Regions from separate parts of the Homo sapiens genome. Here region 2 is linked to region 1. A link is a loop called in an ENCODE intact Hi-C map of the cell type or tissue named here. Cell type or tissue: heart right ventricle. All regions are shown on one strand.

What was found. Hi-C counts contacts between places; a loop is a spot of excess contacts. Peaks named below come from ENCODE experiments on the same cell type or tissue, not always from the same donor. Only the 100,000 strongest peaks of a DNase experiment are listed, where the experiment ranks them.
Region 2: it touches region 1 in a loop (4-fold over the local background); 71 of 110 quality-filtered maps call a loop at or near these places.

What each region holds. Positions count from the first base shown.
Region 1 is chr11:12,885,649-12,893,648 of GRCh38, forward strand. All of the region lies in intron 9 of TEAD1 (TEA domain transcription factor 1), which reads left to right. Among named protein-coding and RNA genes, the nearest start is that of TEAD1-AS1, 33 kb to the right of the region's middle. RefSeq lists an enhancer at 3,263-3,771. In heart right ventricle, a CTCF peak has its summit at 3,323 (motif pointing left); DNase peaks (open chromatin) are centred at 3,303 and 3,743; H3K27ac peaks cover 3,415 bases.
Region 2 is chr11:12,594,744-12,602,743 of GRCh38, forward strand. No RefSeq gene overlaps it. Among named protein-coding and RNA genes, the nearest start is that of TEAD1, 76 kb to the right of the region's middle. RefSeq lists an enhancer at 4,779-5,073. In heart right ventricle, a CTCF peak has its summit at 4,928 (motif pointing right); a DNase peak (open chromatin) is centred at 4,909; H3K27ac peaks cover 925 bases.

The DNA of each region.
Region 1 (8,000 bases):
TTTTTGCTTCCCTGGTTAAAATACTATGGAATCATTTATAAAAATTCTCTTTTTTTAAAAGAAATTAAAATAATGTGGTAGCTCCCTCATTGTTAACTGTGCTCTCCAGTTATGGACCTCTTAGGGCCCAGAAGGCTCGATTGCCTCTTTTTGTTGTTAGTATTTGTTGGGCTAAACATTTTGAATCATTCAGACCATTCTGCAAACATTCGTGTGCACCTGCATGTGCAAGAAGCTGTACAGGAGAGGGGCTCATCGCTGCCCAGACGGCCACAGCCTCCGCCCCTGGGGAGTATAATGCCTAGCAGGGGAGACAGACACGAAACAGATGATTATCTGAGAGATCATTGCAAAGTGCTGTGACTTCTAGGAAGGAAGAATACTGAACGCTGTGAGTAACAGGAAACAGGGCAAGCTTCCTTGAGGAAGTAGCCCTTAAGCCGAAAGATGGAGGATTGGACAGGGAGAGAATAAGGGAGCAGAATATTCCAGAGGTGATGAAGCTGAAGTGTATGTGGCAGTATATTAAATCAGTGACTATTTTTGGAAAGTCAAGGCCCACTAAGTTGCTAGAGTAGAGGCCAGAGATAAGTGTTTCAGGTACGTTCAGGATACATATGATAATCTGAATGGGTAAACTGGATCTGGCCTGCTGTTGTTGAATAAAAAAGCTTGACTTACATAGACTCCACCACATGACTTAAAAGGCCCTGGAATGAAAGGAAGGCCTGGTGTAACATCCTTGGGACCTTTGAGAAAGATAGTTATATTTTAGGGGATATGAATTGGGGATTGGGAGAAATTAGAATTTATTTAACAAGTATTTTTTGAGCACCTACTACACGCCAGCCACTGTTTCAGGTGTTAGAAATTCAGCAGTGAACAAAACAAAGTTCTTTTTCTCATGGAGCCCACACTTGGGTGGAGAACACAAGAACTACCCAAGCACATAAATACCCAGTATGTCAGGGGATGCTAACTGCTTATGTGGAATAATGGTCCTTTGTCACAACTGATTTTTTTTTTTTTTTGAGATGGGGTCTTACTGTGTTGCCCAGGCTGGCCTCAAACTCCTGGGCTGAAGTGATCCTCATGTCTCAGGCTCCTGAGTAGCTGGGACTACAGTTATGCACTGCCATGCCCCAACCTTCTTCACAATTGAAAGTTACTTGCTTTTTGGATTTAAAGTATATAATTTCAGAAAATAATAATACCCCCTAATAGATATGTTGATGTTTCTGGCTTGTATTATGATACTAAGTGATGTGCATTAGACATTACCAGCCAGAGCTCTGTCACTGCTGTGAAATTATTTTGCCTAACCTCAGTCACTATTGTTGGTGTCGCTTCTGATATTCCTATGTTACAAACACTCATTCTTCAGTTGAACACAAATGATTTAATATATGCAAATGAATGTGGAAGTTTTTTTGTTTTTTTTTTTGTTTGTTTTTTTTTTTTTTGGAGACACAGAGTCTTGCTCTGTCACTCAGGCTGGAGTGCGGTGGCGCGATCTTGGCTCACTGCAAGCTCCGCCTCCCAGGTTCACTCCATTCTCCTGCCTCAGCCTCCCAAGTAGCTGGGACTACAGGCATCCACCACCACGCCCGGCTAATTTTTTGTATTTTTAGTGAGACAGGGTTTCACCGTGTTAGCCAAGATGGTCTCGATCTCCTGACCTCGTGATCTGCCCGCCTCGGCCTCCCAAAGTGCTGGGATTACAGGCGTGAACCACCGTGCCCGGCCGCAGATTGTTAATAGGATCTATATTTGATTTTAGTGGACATGTGAGGGCCTGAAGGTTGGTTCTTGTGCTAGAGGGAAAAAGTGGTGGCTGACCAGTTGAAGTGATGGAGAATTAATAAAATTATTTAAAGCATTTGACAGTATCTTAAGTACCAGCCTCTCAAGTTATATACTGTGTGCTTTATTGGACAAACACAACGTGCTATTACAATCAAGGTATAATGGTACTTCAGGGCTAAGGTTACACTGAAAAATTTGTATCATGTAGATAGTTTCTTTGGCTCTTAGAGTTTTTGTGACTTCTCAGACTTTAATTTTGCTATAGTTTTGTTCCAACAACAGAAACATTAAGGCCATCTAAGATAAACTCAGCTGATACATTTTAACAAATTTGGGCATACAGTACTTAAAATATAACATCCAGCATTAACCACATTAATTTGATAAGCGAACAAAGTGACCAATAATTAAAGGGCCCTAAGTAAGTTAAACTTTGCATTTGAATTCTCTAGATGTTTGTTACAGACAGACATGTACATATGTTTCCCCCTACTTCTTTGTAACGGCTTAGGCTCATTAGACCCAAGGGGTTATAAAATATTTTTAGTAGAGAAGAGAACTTATAGGTAGTGCTGGCAAAAAAAGAAATTATGTAGCCAGGTTCCATGCTATTTGTCATTAGTGACTTCTTTCATCTTTATTGAGCTCTGTGAGGTAGGTTATTCTATTCCCTTCTACAGAAGAGGCTTGGAGAGATGCTGCCTTACAGTAGCCAGCTTTGCACCCCAGCCTGCCTGTAGCATCTCTTAAGACAAGATAAGACATGATTGCTGGCTGGGTGTGATGGCTCACGCCTGTAATCCCAGCACTTTGGGAGGCCAAGGCGGGTGGGTCACTTGAGGCCAGAAGTTTAAGACCAGCCTGGCCAACATGGTGAAACCCTATCTCTACTAAAAATACAAAAATTAGCTGGGCATGGTGGAGGGTACCTATAATCTCAGCTACTCGGGAGACTGAGGCAGGAGAATCGCTTGAACCCAAAAGGCGGAGGTGGCGGTGAGCTGAGATCACGCCACTGCACTCCAGCCTGGGTGACAAGAGTGAAACTCCATCTGAAAAAAAGACATGGTTGCATACTTTGGTACCACCAAAGCCAAGAGAAGAACCTTAGTTTATCTCCTCCTTAGTCTGAAGTGGCCTTAGAACCAGCATTTTCTGAAATTTACTCGTTGGCTCACCACATATGTCACCCTTGCCAACATTGAAGACTTCCTCACAACCCCACCACTCCTAGCAATAGTGATGGCCAACATTTACTAAATATTTTCTGTATGCCAACACTATGCATTATCTTATGTAATCCTTATGAAGTAGCTTGCCCAGTGTTAGACAGCCAGCTGACATGGGAAGTAGGATTCAGATCCAGGTCTGTTGACTCCACATCCTGAGATAGTGACCAAAAGGCTATACGGTCCATTTGTAGCTGATGAGTAGTCTGTTTTTGTAGCCCAGGGCCGTAAGGAGCTAATGGGAGAATAATTAGGGGGATGATCGCCCCCTGCTGGCTCTGTGTCATGTGTAAACCAGACGGCAGCTTCCCCAAGTTGGTGGTGGTTTATGTTGGAGGAGAACCAGCGAGTCAGTCCCTCTGTTACCTTTGGCTCTACTGGAAGCTAAGAGAAAAACAGCAGAGGGTGAAGAAAGGAAGGAAGAGTGTAAAAAACAAAGACTATTTTAGTTGGAAATATACTTTCTACATGATTTCAGTGTTGCATATCAAAGGATCTCAAGTGTTAAGTGTGATATCCTCCACCCAGGGTGGGCTATTTAAAAGGGGCCTCCCTGAAATCAGGGTCCAGTTTCTGGAGGCCAAGTTAGGCAGATGAAAACCCGGCCTGGCTGAGCTGTCAGCTGAATCCTGAAAGTACACAGGGAGTGGTTTTCCTGATAAAGCCTGGAGTGATGCCTCCACCTCAATTCTGGGGCACGGCGGGTTCCTCCAGCCCCCCACCAGGGCAGCAGCTGGCAAACCCCTGCCTGCTCAGACTGCCCGGTCACCAGGCTGTGTGTCTCATGCCTGTTGTGGTCTGGATGCCATAGTGAGCAGGAGCCAGGAAGAAAGCACAGAAAGGATTTACTCAGGCGGGAGTTACACAACCAGAGGAGGGAAGAGTTGGGGGTGGAGAAAGAGGCAAAGAGATTGTTCTCTTTAGATTTTGAGGAAGCACTCACTGCCTTGCAGAAGAGAAGTTCCATGATACAGTAGAGGAACAAACCCGATCAGGGAAGGCACACGTTTGCTCAACATATGAAACTCATTTATTTTTATTTTTATTTTTTTAATTGAGGCAGGGTCTCACTGCATTGCCCAGGCTGGAATGTAGTGGCACAATCACAGCTGACTGCAGCCTCGACCTCCCAGGCTCAAGGGATTGTCCCATCTCAGCCTACCAAGTTGCTGGGACTACAGGCATGCACCACCACACCCAGCTGATTTCTGTATTTTTAGTAGAGATGGGGTTTTACTATGTTGCCCAAGCTGGTCTTGAACTCCTGGGCTCAAGCGATCCACCCACCTCGGCCTCCCAAAGTGCTGGGATTACAGGTGTGAGCCACCGTGCCCAGCCAAGCAACTTATTTATATATTATGTCAATAATGATCATCACCAGCACTTATGAGCTCTGTATTAGTATGCTGAGCATTATGTCCAGTCTGTACATAAAGGAACCGTGGCTCAGAAACGTTAAATAAAGTTATCAAGCTCTACCTCCAAAAACGGTGACTGTGCCAAAGTTTACCACCACTCTGTATTCTTAACCATGTCACTGTACTTTTGAAGAAATAAAGACAAAGTTCAAAAGTTAAAAACAGCTGCCTGCAAAGTAGGAGCTCCCCAAGCAAGGCCAGACCTCTGAGGGCCTTCCACATTGGGTAGATGGTTACTCTGGGTTTCCTCTGAGTTCCTATTCCAACCCATGGAAAATTGTCTTCCACAAAATCAGTCTCTGGTGCCAAAAAGGGGACCGCTGCTTTAGAGCCTATCTTTCATCATGCTCTAGTGGCAGCAAAGAGGTGACTGATACTAGAATTCTTAGCAGCTGTTTGAGATTTGGGGCAGATTACCGCAGCTCAGCCTCAGTTTCCAGTCTGTCTTAAGTGGACATAACAGGATCGCTGCCATGCTTACTGTGATGATTACATTTAGTAATATCCCTGAACATACTGAGCACTCCACAAATGCTTCTGAACCTGAATGTCTTACAGTAATGTGAAAGGAAATTGAGCCAGAGCTCTGGACAGGGATCAAGCTTGCGAGAATGTGCTCACTAAGTGCTTTGGACTCTACTGAAATTCTAACAGGAGTCAGAATATTTTTCAATTACTTTTGAGATGGAGTTTTGCTTCGTCGCCCAGGCTGGAGTACAGTGGCACAACCTTGGCTCACTGCAACCTCCACCTCCTGGGTTCAAGCAATTCCCCTGCCTCAGCCTCCCACATAGCTGGGATTACAGGCATGTACCATCATGCCTGGCTAATTTTTGTATTTTTAGTAGAGACAAGGTTTTGTCATGTTGGCCAGGCTGGTCTCAAACTCCTGACCTCAAATGATTTGCCTGCCTCAGCCTCCCAAAGTGCTGGGATTACAGATGTGAACCACCATGCACGGCCTCAATTAGTTTTTAAAATCAATTAAACTTTTCATAAAGGTAGTAAATTAATGTGGTCAAAAAATCTCCAAGCATAAGAGAATGGAAGGGAGATGTCCCTTCCTTCTCATTCCTATCCTACCCTTAAGTAGGTAGCCACTGCTACTATTCTCTTATGAGGCTTTGTAGTGATTTTAGTGCATATACAATCTAATATGAATATGTATTCTCCCACCCCACCCTGCTTTTTAAAGAGAGGATGTGATCTAATTTGTGCTTCAGGAACACGATGGCTGCATCAGGTGAGAGCAGGGGCTGGAGGAAACTATACTGTTGGCCAGCTGGTGGCTGATGAGGACCAAACCAGGGCAGGGGCCATGGCTGAGGAAATGGCAGAGGGGAGAGATGTTATGGAGATAAAATTAAAAAGCCTTGTGGATTAATGAGCTGTGAGAAGAGGAGGATAAATGGTAATGACTGGGTGTTGGAGACCAAGGATGCTGATAAGATTTGAAGAGTCCTGGAACAGAGGAGGAAGCAGGATTGCTAAGAACTGACTTGATGATAATGCTTTTGCCTTTCATTCTCAAAATAAGCTTGTTGAAATACCTATTAGAGACAGGAAAGCTCAGAGAGTTTAAGTAACTTCATCTGGGACCTGGCTAATAGATGGCAGGGTTGACTATTTGAACTTTGTCTGAATTTCACAGTGTATGAGAAAATGACACTTACCCCACTATCTGGGAAAATGGGAAGGGCAGGGATTGTTCTCCATTCACAGATGGACATTTGATTTGGGCTCCAGGACAGGAGAGAGTTCCTGAAGGGTCACCTGGGCTTGGTGATGGCAGCCCCTCAGCCAGAAGGAAGGGAGTTTTGCTGCCTGGTGTTCTGGCCCTTATCTTTATTCCAAGGGGCTGGACCTCCTGGACGTGGATGTGGGAGTTAGCAGTCTTCATAGTCAGAGGGAGCCCAAGGTCTCCCCTCTGGGGGACTGGCAGGCCTGTGGTTGAGCCCGCATGGAAGGTCTGTAAATATATCCTGCAGATAACATGATTCTTTCTCGTAAAGGCAGTTGGTCAAACGTGGGCCCAAGGATGATTTAATTTCACATTTTTATACTTCTTTCAATGGCCTAAATTTACAGATCAACTAAAATTCCGTTGTCAGAACACAGATCCTTTCTTGGTTTGGAAAATGTGACCAGGACAGCTCTAAGGAAATATGACATTAATGAGGCCTGTGGAAGAAAGAAGAGGGGGATGGCTGTGCATGGGGGATTAGGTTGGAGACACAAGATAAAAAGCAAGGTTTCAGCCGGGCGCAGTGGTTCATGCCTGTAAACCCAGCACTTTGGGAGGCCAAGCAAGGCGTGTGGGTCACCTGAGGTCAGGCATTCAAGACCAGCCTGGCCAACATGGTGAATCCCCCGCTTCTACAAAAATACAAAAATTAGCTGGGCATGATGGTGGGTGCCTGTAATCCCAGCTACTCGGGAGGCTGAGGCAGGAGATTTGCTTGAACCTGGGAAGCAGAGGTTGCAGTGAGCTGAGATCGCGCCATTGCTCTCCAGCCTGGGCAACAGAGGAGACTCTGTCTCAAAAAAATAAATAAACAAAAATAAAAAAGAAGCAGCAGCAGTAAGGTTTTAATTCCCGATTGCCAGGAGGGTTCTTGCCTTTATCCTGGGCAGGACAGAGAAGGGCACCGGTGTCTCTGGAGGAGCTTCCTAGTTTTATAGTGGCTGCTGAGGCAGTTGCTCCATCTTGGGGTGGAGAATGGCTGTTTGAACAAATCTGGTTCCTGGTCCTTCAGAAAAGAGGCTCCTTCTCTCCTGTAATTCAGGGCTTGGAAGTGATCTCATGCCAGTAAGCCAGGTCACCAGCATCTGTGCAGCTCTGTGTGGCCTGGGCGGAATTTTCACATTGACTGTTTCATTTGACCTTGTAGACAGGCTAGGGTTCATCACTGCTCAGATGAGGAAGCCAGGGCCCAGAAAGGTTAAGCAACTTGCCTCAAGCCACTCAGCTCAAAAATAGCAGAGCCTAGATATTCTAACCCAGGTGTCATTAATGTTCCCATCTCATGCTTCGGAATAAGTGGTCGGAAAGTACATTTGGCCTTCCAGGTTTGGGGAGGAAGGCTGCAGCTGATCTAACGGTTGGCTCTGCTTAGTCCTTGAATGTCTCTCAGGTTTTTCTCATGTTTTTCCAAGCCTGGTCTTCCAGCAGGACGTAGGAGATGGAGTGTCTCCCGGGGAAGGAGATGATGGCTCAGTGTGGAGCACCCCCATGCCCCTCACAGTCCTGAGCCCTTGCCGAGCCACCTGCGAGCCCCTCCCGGCCCAGGGCACACTCTCTTGTGGCAGCAGACATTGTACTGTGTTTCTAAGATGCTCTGGCCACTTCCCCTGTTTCTTCATTACCCTTTGGGAAGGAGGCCACTGAAAGCGTCTGGAAATCCGGGTTCTATAGACATTTCACAGAGGCCCCAGTCAGGCCCCCTCTGCTTTCTTTGGCAGGTCCGCACCCCACGCACCTTCCTGGTTGCTCACTCAGTCGGTGGGCCTTTCAGCTGCACTTCTGTGGGGAAGACACACTCCTGTC
Region 2 (8,000 bases), 290 kb before region 1:
ACTGTATACCTAGAAAATCCTAAAAAGTCTTCCTACTAGAATTAATAAATGAGATTAACCTTGTTTCAGCATACAAGATTAACATGTAAAAATCAATTGCATCTGTATATATTAGCAACAAACAATTGGAAAAGTAACTAAAATATAATTTATAAGAGCATTCAAAAAGATGAGCTACTTAGGTATAAATTTTTAAAAATTATTCAAGATCTTAATTAAACTAAAGAGCTTCTGCATAGCAAAAGAAACTACCATCAGTGTGAAAAGGCAACCTACAGAATGGGAGAAAATTTTTGCAATCTACCCATCTGACAAAAGGCTAATATCCAGAATCTACAAAGAACTTAAACAAATTTACAAGAAAAAAAAACCCATCAAAAAGTGGGCAAAGGATATGAACAGACACTTCTCAAAAGAAGACATTTATGCAGCCAACAGACACATGAAAAAATGCTCATCATCACTGGTCATCAGAGAAATCCAAATCAAAACCACAACGAGATAGCATCTCACGCCAGTTAGAATGGTGATCATTAAAAAGACAGGAAACAACAGGTGCTGGAGAGGATGTGGAGAAATAGGAATGCTTTTACACTGGTGGTGGCAGTGTAAATTAGTTCAACCATTGTGGAAGACAGTGTGGCAACTCCTCAAGGATCTAGAACTAGAAATACCATTTGACCCAGCCATCCCATTAATGGGTATATACCCAAAGTATTATAAATCATGCTACTATAAAGACACATGCACATGTATGTTTATTGTGGCACTGTTCACAATAGCAAAAACTTGGAACCAACCCAAATGTGCATCAATGATAGACTGGATTAAGAAAATGTGGCACATATACACCATGGAATATTATGCAGCCATAAAAAAGGATGAGTTCATGTCCTTTGCAAGGACATGGATGAAACTGGAAACCATCATTCTGAGCAAACTATCACAGGGACAGAAAATCATACACCACATGTTCTCACTCATAGGTGGGAATTGAACAATGAGAACACTTGGACACATGGCAGGGAACATCACACACCAGGGCCTGTCATGGAGGGTGGACAGGGGGAGGGATAGCATTAGGAATTACCTAATGTAAATGACGAGTTAATGGGTGCAGCAAACCAACATGGCACATGTATACCTATGTAACAAACCTGCACATTGTGCACATATACCCTAGAACTTAAAGTATAATTAAAAAAAATTATTCAAGATCTGCAAAATGGAAACTAAAACACTGCTAAGAGAAATTAAAGAAAATTTAAATGAACACAGGGATATATTATGTTCACAGATTGGAAACTCAATATAGTTAATACTTTCCAAATTAATTTATATCTTTAACTCAATTCCTATCAAAATCTCAGCAGATTATTTTTAGATATTGATAAGCTTATTCCAAAATTCACAAAGGACATCAAATACCCAAAACAATTTGAAAAAGAACTAAGTTGGGAGACTTATATTACCTGATTATAAAGCTACAATCAGAGCCAGGCGCAGTGGCTCACGCCTCTAATTCTAGCACTTTGGGAGGCTGAGGCGGGCATATCATGAGGTCAGGAGTTCGAGACCAGCCTGGCCAACATGGCAAAACCCCATCTCTACTAAAAAAAAAAAAACAACACAAAAATTAGCCAGGCATGGTGGTGGGTGCCTGTAATCCCAGCTACTCAGGAGGCTGAGGCAGGAGAATCGCTTGAACCCGGGAGGCAGAGGTTGCAATGAGCCGAGATTGTGCCACTGCATTCCAGCGTGGGTGACAGAGCAAGACTCCGTCTCAAAAAAAAAAAAAAAAAAAAAAAAAAAAAAAAAAAAGCTACAATCAGGACAGTGTAATGTTATAAGGGCAGATTTATAAATCAAAGGAACAGTATTGACAGTCCAGAAATAGATCTACTATATGTGATCTATTAATTTTTTCTGAGGCGGAGTCTCATTCTGTTGCCCAGGCTGGAGTGCAGTGGCATGATCTCAGCTCACCACAACCTCCATCTTTTTAACAAATGGTAATGGAACAACTTTGTATATTCATTTGGAAAAACTTGACCTCATCCCTTATGATATGGTTTGGCTCTGTGTCTCCACCCAAATCTCACCTCGAATTGTAATTCCCACGTGTCAAAGGAGGGACCTGGTGGGAGGTGATTGGATCATGGGGGCAGTATCCCCCATGCTGTTCTCATGATAGTGAAGTGAGTTCTCACGAGGCCTGATGGTTTAAAAGTGTTTGGCAGTTCCCCCTTCGCTCTCTTTGTCTCCTGCCACCATGTAAGTCATGCCTTGCTTTCCCTTCACCTTCCACCATGATTGTAAGTTTCTGAGACCTCTTCAGCCATGTGGAACTGTGTATCAACTAAACCTCTTTCCTTTATAAATTACTCAGTCTTGGGTAGTTCTTTATAGCAGTGTGAAAACAGACTAATAACCTTACCTCAAACATACACAAAAATTAACTCTAAAATTACCATAAGTATAACAAAGAGGCTAAAACTATTAAACTTCTAAACATTGAGAAAATTTTTTCAAACTTAAGGTTAAAGACTTTGTGTGTGCGATTTTCTTTTTTGTTATTTTCTTTTCTGAAAGACACAAAAAAGCATTAAGCACAAAAGAACAAAATTAATAAATTGGACTTAATCAAAAGTAAAAACTCCTGCTCTGTGAAAGACAACATATTTAAATATTAAAAAGGCAAGTTTCAGATACATGTATATAATATATAGTTACATAGTCATTCATATATATACACACACACACACACACACACACACATATGTATACACACACACGGACATACACACATCTGACAAGGAATTTTTTTCTTTTTTTTTTGAGACAGAGTCTCACTCTGCCACCCAGGCTGGAGTGCAGTGATATGATCTTGGCTGACTGCAACCTCCGCCTCCCGGGTTCAAGCAATTCTCCTGTCTCAGCCTCCCAAGTAGCTGGGATTGCAGGTGTCTGTCACCATGTCTGGCTAAATTTTGTACTTTTGGTAAAAACGGGGTTTCACCATGTTGGCCAGGCTGGTTTCAAACTCCTGACCTCAAGTAATCCACCCACCTCGACATCCCAAAGTGCTGGGATTACAGGCGTAAGCCACTGCGCCCAGCCCTGACAAGGAATTTATATCGAGAATATAAGAACTCCTATAACTCATTCAGAAACAGATAAGAGGCCCGATTTTTTTTAAATGGGCAAAATATTTAAACATCCATTTCACAAAAGAGGATTATGGGCAGCTAATAAATACGTAACAATATCTTCAACATAATCAATCTTCAGGGAAATGTAAATTAAAATTATGAGACAACATGAACTAAAACTTATGTGTAATGGTTAAAATTTGAAACACTGATAATAGTGTTAATGAGGATGTAGAACAACCGAAACTCCAACAGTGTTAGTGGGAATATAAAATAGTACCACTTGGAAAAACAGTTTGGCAATTTCTTAAAAAGTTAAACACATGCTTTGCATACAACCCAGAAATTTCATTCACAGGAAATAAAACATTTGAGAGAAAAACAAAAGTATATGTCTAAACAAAGAGTTGTACACAAATGTTCATAGCATTTTTCATAATCGCTCAAAATTGGAAGCCACACAAATGTCTATCAGGGGGAATGGTGAATAAATTGTTGTATATCAATACAACAGAGTACTACTCGGCAATAAAAAGAAACAAACCCCTGATGTATGCAACAGTATGGATAAATCTCAGAAGTGTTATGCTGAGCAAAAGAGCCCAGACCCAAAGTGTACACAGTGTGTGTGTGTATACACACAGACACATACCCCTTAGAATATCTATCTATAAATCAGAATATGATACTTAATAGTGCTCCAATAACGTTACTTGTCTCTAAGTTCCACCCAAGAGATGACAGAATCAGAAGGTTCTGATATTTCTTGGAGATCTTTAGCCAGCCCTCTGAACCCTAACAGTTCAGAAGTAATTACGGCCCGAGTTACAGATCAAGCCAGCAGACACTACTTTCTTCTCTGAGTAATAAGACAAAACACAGGAAGCTGCGGCTTGGCAGTGATTCTTTGATAAAAGGAAAGCTTGTAGAACAAACCATAGGGAGGGAGAGGGATAGGAAGGAAGGAAGGAAGACACAAGTAGAATTGTGAATAATTAGGTTTCTCCCTTCTGCTTTGACTCCAGGTTTTTTCTTCAGTTCTATGATTGGTCATGTCTATAGGTAACAAATAATTACTGTGTTCAGTGCAGGATAGCCTGGTGGAAGGCAAACAGCCCTTGAAGCTCTCAGATCTAGGCTTCAATGCCAACTTTTCTATTGCATGGCTGAGTGATCCTCAGCAGGAGACACAGGATCTCCGTATTGCAGTCTCCTCATCTCCAAGATGAGGATAATAAAAGAATCTAGCTTACAGGGGCATCCTGGGGATTAAACAGCACAGGCTTCCATTGAAATGTATTAGAAACTGGGTAGTCAAAAACTGGAGTATTCAAGTGTGTGACCAAGAATAGACACAGGCTGCACAGAGCTCAGGGCCCAGTCCAGATTGGACGAGAAAGTTCCCTAGGCCAAGCTGGCTAAGCACCGCAGGTACCATTATAACGCCAGCCCTGAGGGATGTGAGCCAACTACTTAAGAATTAGAGAGGCCATAAAAGGCTTCGGCCTCCTCCACCCAATTCCTCAGCCACTTTCCTCCCAGAGGACCTAAGCTCTGTCCCCTACCACTGTTTGTCCTCTTGGTACTGGAATCCCCAGAGCAGAATGTGAGTGTGTCCTCCACCTGGGGAAGGATTGCGTCACAAGCTGGGTGCCTCCTGTGAAGTGTTTGCCCTGCTTGGGCTTAGTAAATACAAATGGCGGCCACCATCTGCTCTTGACCCTTCTGCTCCACGAGCGCGGAGGCTCCCTGGCCCAGTTGGTACTGGGTGCTTCTCCGCAGCGGCCGCCAGGGGGAGCCTGGGCCGAGAGCTCTGGGAAATCGAACAACTCGTTGAGGTCTTAGTTATGGTAGAAAACCTTGAAGTGGTGTTAGGTCAGCACCTGCGAGGGTCTCATTCTAAATACACCAGTATTTGGAGGATGTTTGAGAAAGGGAAATTGTCCAACAGTTAAGTAAAAAGAGCTGGAAACAAATTATCTCCATACTCTCCCTTCACTGGCTGAGAGACTAGTCTGGGTCTTCCCTGACTGCCCAATTTACATTCAGATGCTATGCAGTGGAGCCAGGTGCCGTGGGTCATGCTTGTAATCCCAGCACCTTAGGAGGCTGACGCAGGAGGATGACTTGAGCCCAGGAGTTTAAGGCTGCAGTGAGCCGTGATCACACCACTGTACTTCATCCAGCCTGGACAACAGTGTAAGACCCTATCTTAAAAAAAAAAAAAAAAAAAAAAAAAAAAAAAAACTGTGTAGTGGAAAGAACAAGAATCAGAAGTCATGGGTGGATCCAAGACTGTTCTGGACCCTCCCTAGTTATGAGAACTTGGACATGTCTCTATTTCCCTGAGCCTTTGTTTTTTAATAATGTCTGTTACCATTCATCAGTTATTTTCCATATGCCATGCTGCCAAAAATTATCTCATTCAATCCTTGCCATAATTACATGAACAAAGTGTTTGCTATGTACAGTTTATAGATTAAGAACTGAGGCATAAAAAGTAGCTTACCCGAGGTTTTTAATCTACTAGTTGTTCAGATCTTTCTGACTTCAAAGAGTATGCTGAAGCCCTCTTCTATTTCCACTATACTCTCATTTTCAAATGAGCAATAGTAATAATAATAATATTGCCTTTATAACAGATTTTTACTTGCAAACTTGAAAGTTATTCAAATGATTATATTCTAAGTTTCTTGTTGTATGTTTTGGGATCTGCAATGAGCTGAATGACATATGAATGTCTCAAAATTCATATGTTAAAATCTCAATCCCCAATATAATGGTATTAGGAAATGGGACCTTTGGGAGGTGATTCAGTCATGAGAGTGGAGCCCTCATGGATGGGATTAGTGCCCTTATAAAAGGGACCTCAGAGTGCTCTCTAGGGCACCCCCCACCGCTTTTTTTTTTCCACCATGTGAAGACACAATGAGAAGACAGCAGTCTGCAACACAGAAGAGGGCCCTCATCAGAACCTGACCATGTAGGCACCTTGATTTCAGACTTCCAGCCTCCAGAACTGTGAGAAATAAATGTCCATCATTTATAAGCCACCGAGTCTGTTACTTTATTGTAGGAGCCGAAACTGATTAACACAAGGTCTAAAGGTCACTTTGCAAAGGGCTATGACATGGTATGTGAGTAGAGAGAGAAAAGGTCTGTGGAAAGGGCTGAAGGCAAGGCTGTGATCACAAGCGTGACAAGGGCCTGAGCAGAGCCCATCTCGGGAACCTCGGGCAGGCAACAGCCTTGCCCCTCTGCCTTCTCCCCTTGCCTGATGCTGATACTGTTATAGAACAGCCCTATCTCCTTCCTGGCCACTCCTTTGCCCGTGGAAGAGAAGCCCCCAGTCCTCTAATGAAAAGTCTGATGAAACAATCACCTCTCCCTTGGTTTAACTATGCAGGCTGAAGGTAGACTCTTGCTGCTTTATTCTTAGGAAATTCTCTGTGCCTCTCACAAAACATTGGCTCTTTAATTTACCCAACATCTTCCTCCACCCCCTCCTTCCACCAGCTCCAGGGATTGCATGACTTATAACAGCTAAAACTTTGAGCAACTGAAATGCCCATCCATAGAGGACAGATTAAATAAGTGATGCCACATCCTTAACAATGTCCATTAGTTACCTAAAATTTTATGGTAGTTGAAATAAGTACAACTCAAACTGCCTAAAGCCAAAATAGGGGTTTATTGGCTCTTGTAACTGAAAGGGCCTAGGACATCTGACTGCAGGTCTGGGAGGAATCAGGTGTTCAAATAATGTTGTCAGGAACCTGCCTCTTTCCATCTCTTTTCTCTTTCTTTTGCATCAGCTTCATTCTCAGGCAGCAAAAATGGCTAAGAGCAGCTCTAGGTTTTTATCTCACAAAATATACCTCCCCAGAAACTTTCAAGCAAAAATCCTGTGACTGTCCATTTCTGGACCAATCTCGGTGATTCAGACCAGGTCAAGCCTTAATTAAGGGATTGATATAACATAAAGATTAGACCATTAAACTTCTAAAAGGAGACATGAGAAAATCTTCACAACCTAGGGATAGGCAAAGATTTTCTTAGATAAGATACAAAAAAGCACTACTTATAAAGGAAAAGAATGATAAATTGAACTTAACTGAAGTTAAAAGCTGTTGTTTGACAGATATCATTTGAAAATGGAAAGGTAAGACTCAGACTGAGAGAAAACAATGTCTCTTACACTGTAAAATAGTTCTGCCACTGTTAAAAAAGACATGAATATATGTGTGTCAGTATGAAAAAAATTGAAAAGATAGAGATATAGTGAATGAGTGAATAAAACAGAAATATCTTATCTAAAGTAGTTCACAATATTTATTGAATGAATCTTCAAAATATATTATTAAATTTAAAAGATGTACAGATTGATCTATGTTTTTAAAAAGTATTTTGTGTATGTGTGTAAATGCATAGAAACAGATTAGAAGGGGTAACAGAAAGGTGGGCTTTTGTTTTTTACCCCCTTATACTTATGTAGATCTTTAATTTATATCAAAATAAGTAGAAAATAAAAGATAATAAAAATCATCATGCTATCTTAAGCCCTCAGACCACACCCTTCCTGGAGTAGAAGAGCCATATCTTGTGGTTCTGGGAATTTCTCCAGATCCTGCCTCCCAACCCCACTTTAAAGTTTCATGCATGATTGATTTTTCAAGTTTTAGTCCCGTTTGTGTAAAACTGAGCTTCTTGCACTTGACAAATTGACTGGCTAGCTCTTAATTTGCCTTTTCTCCAAGACGCTACCTCTCTAGTCATTTCCTCAGTCCCACCCATTTCGGCTGTTAAATGAATGATACGCCAACCAGTCATTGATCTAAGCTCCCTACA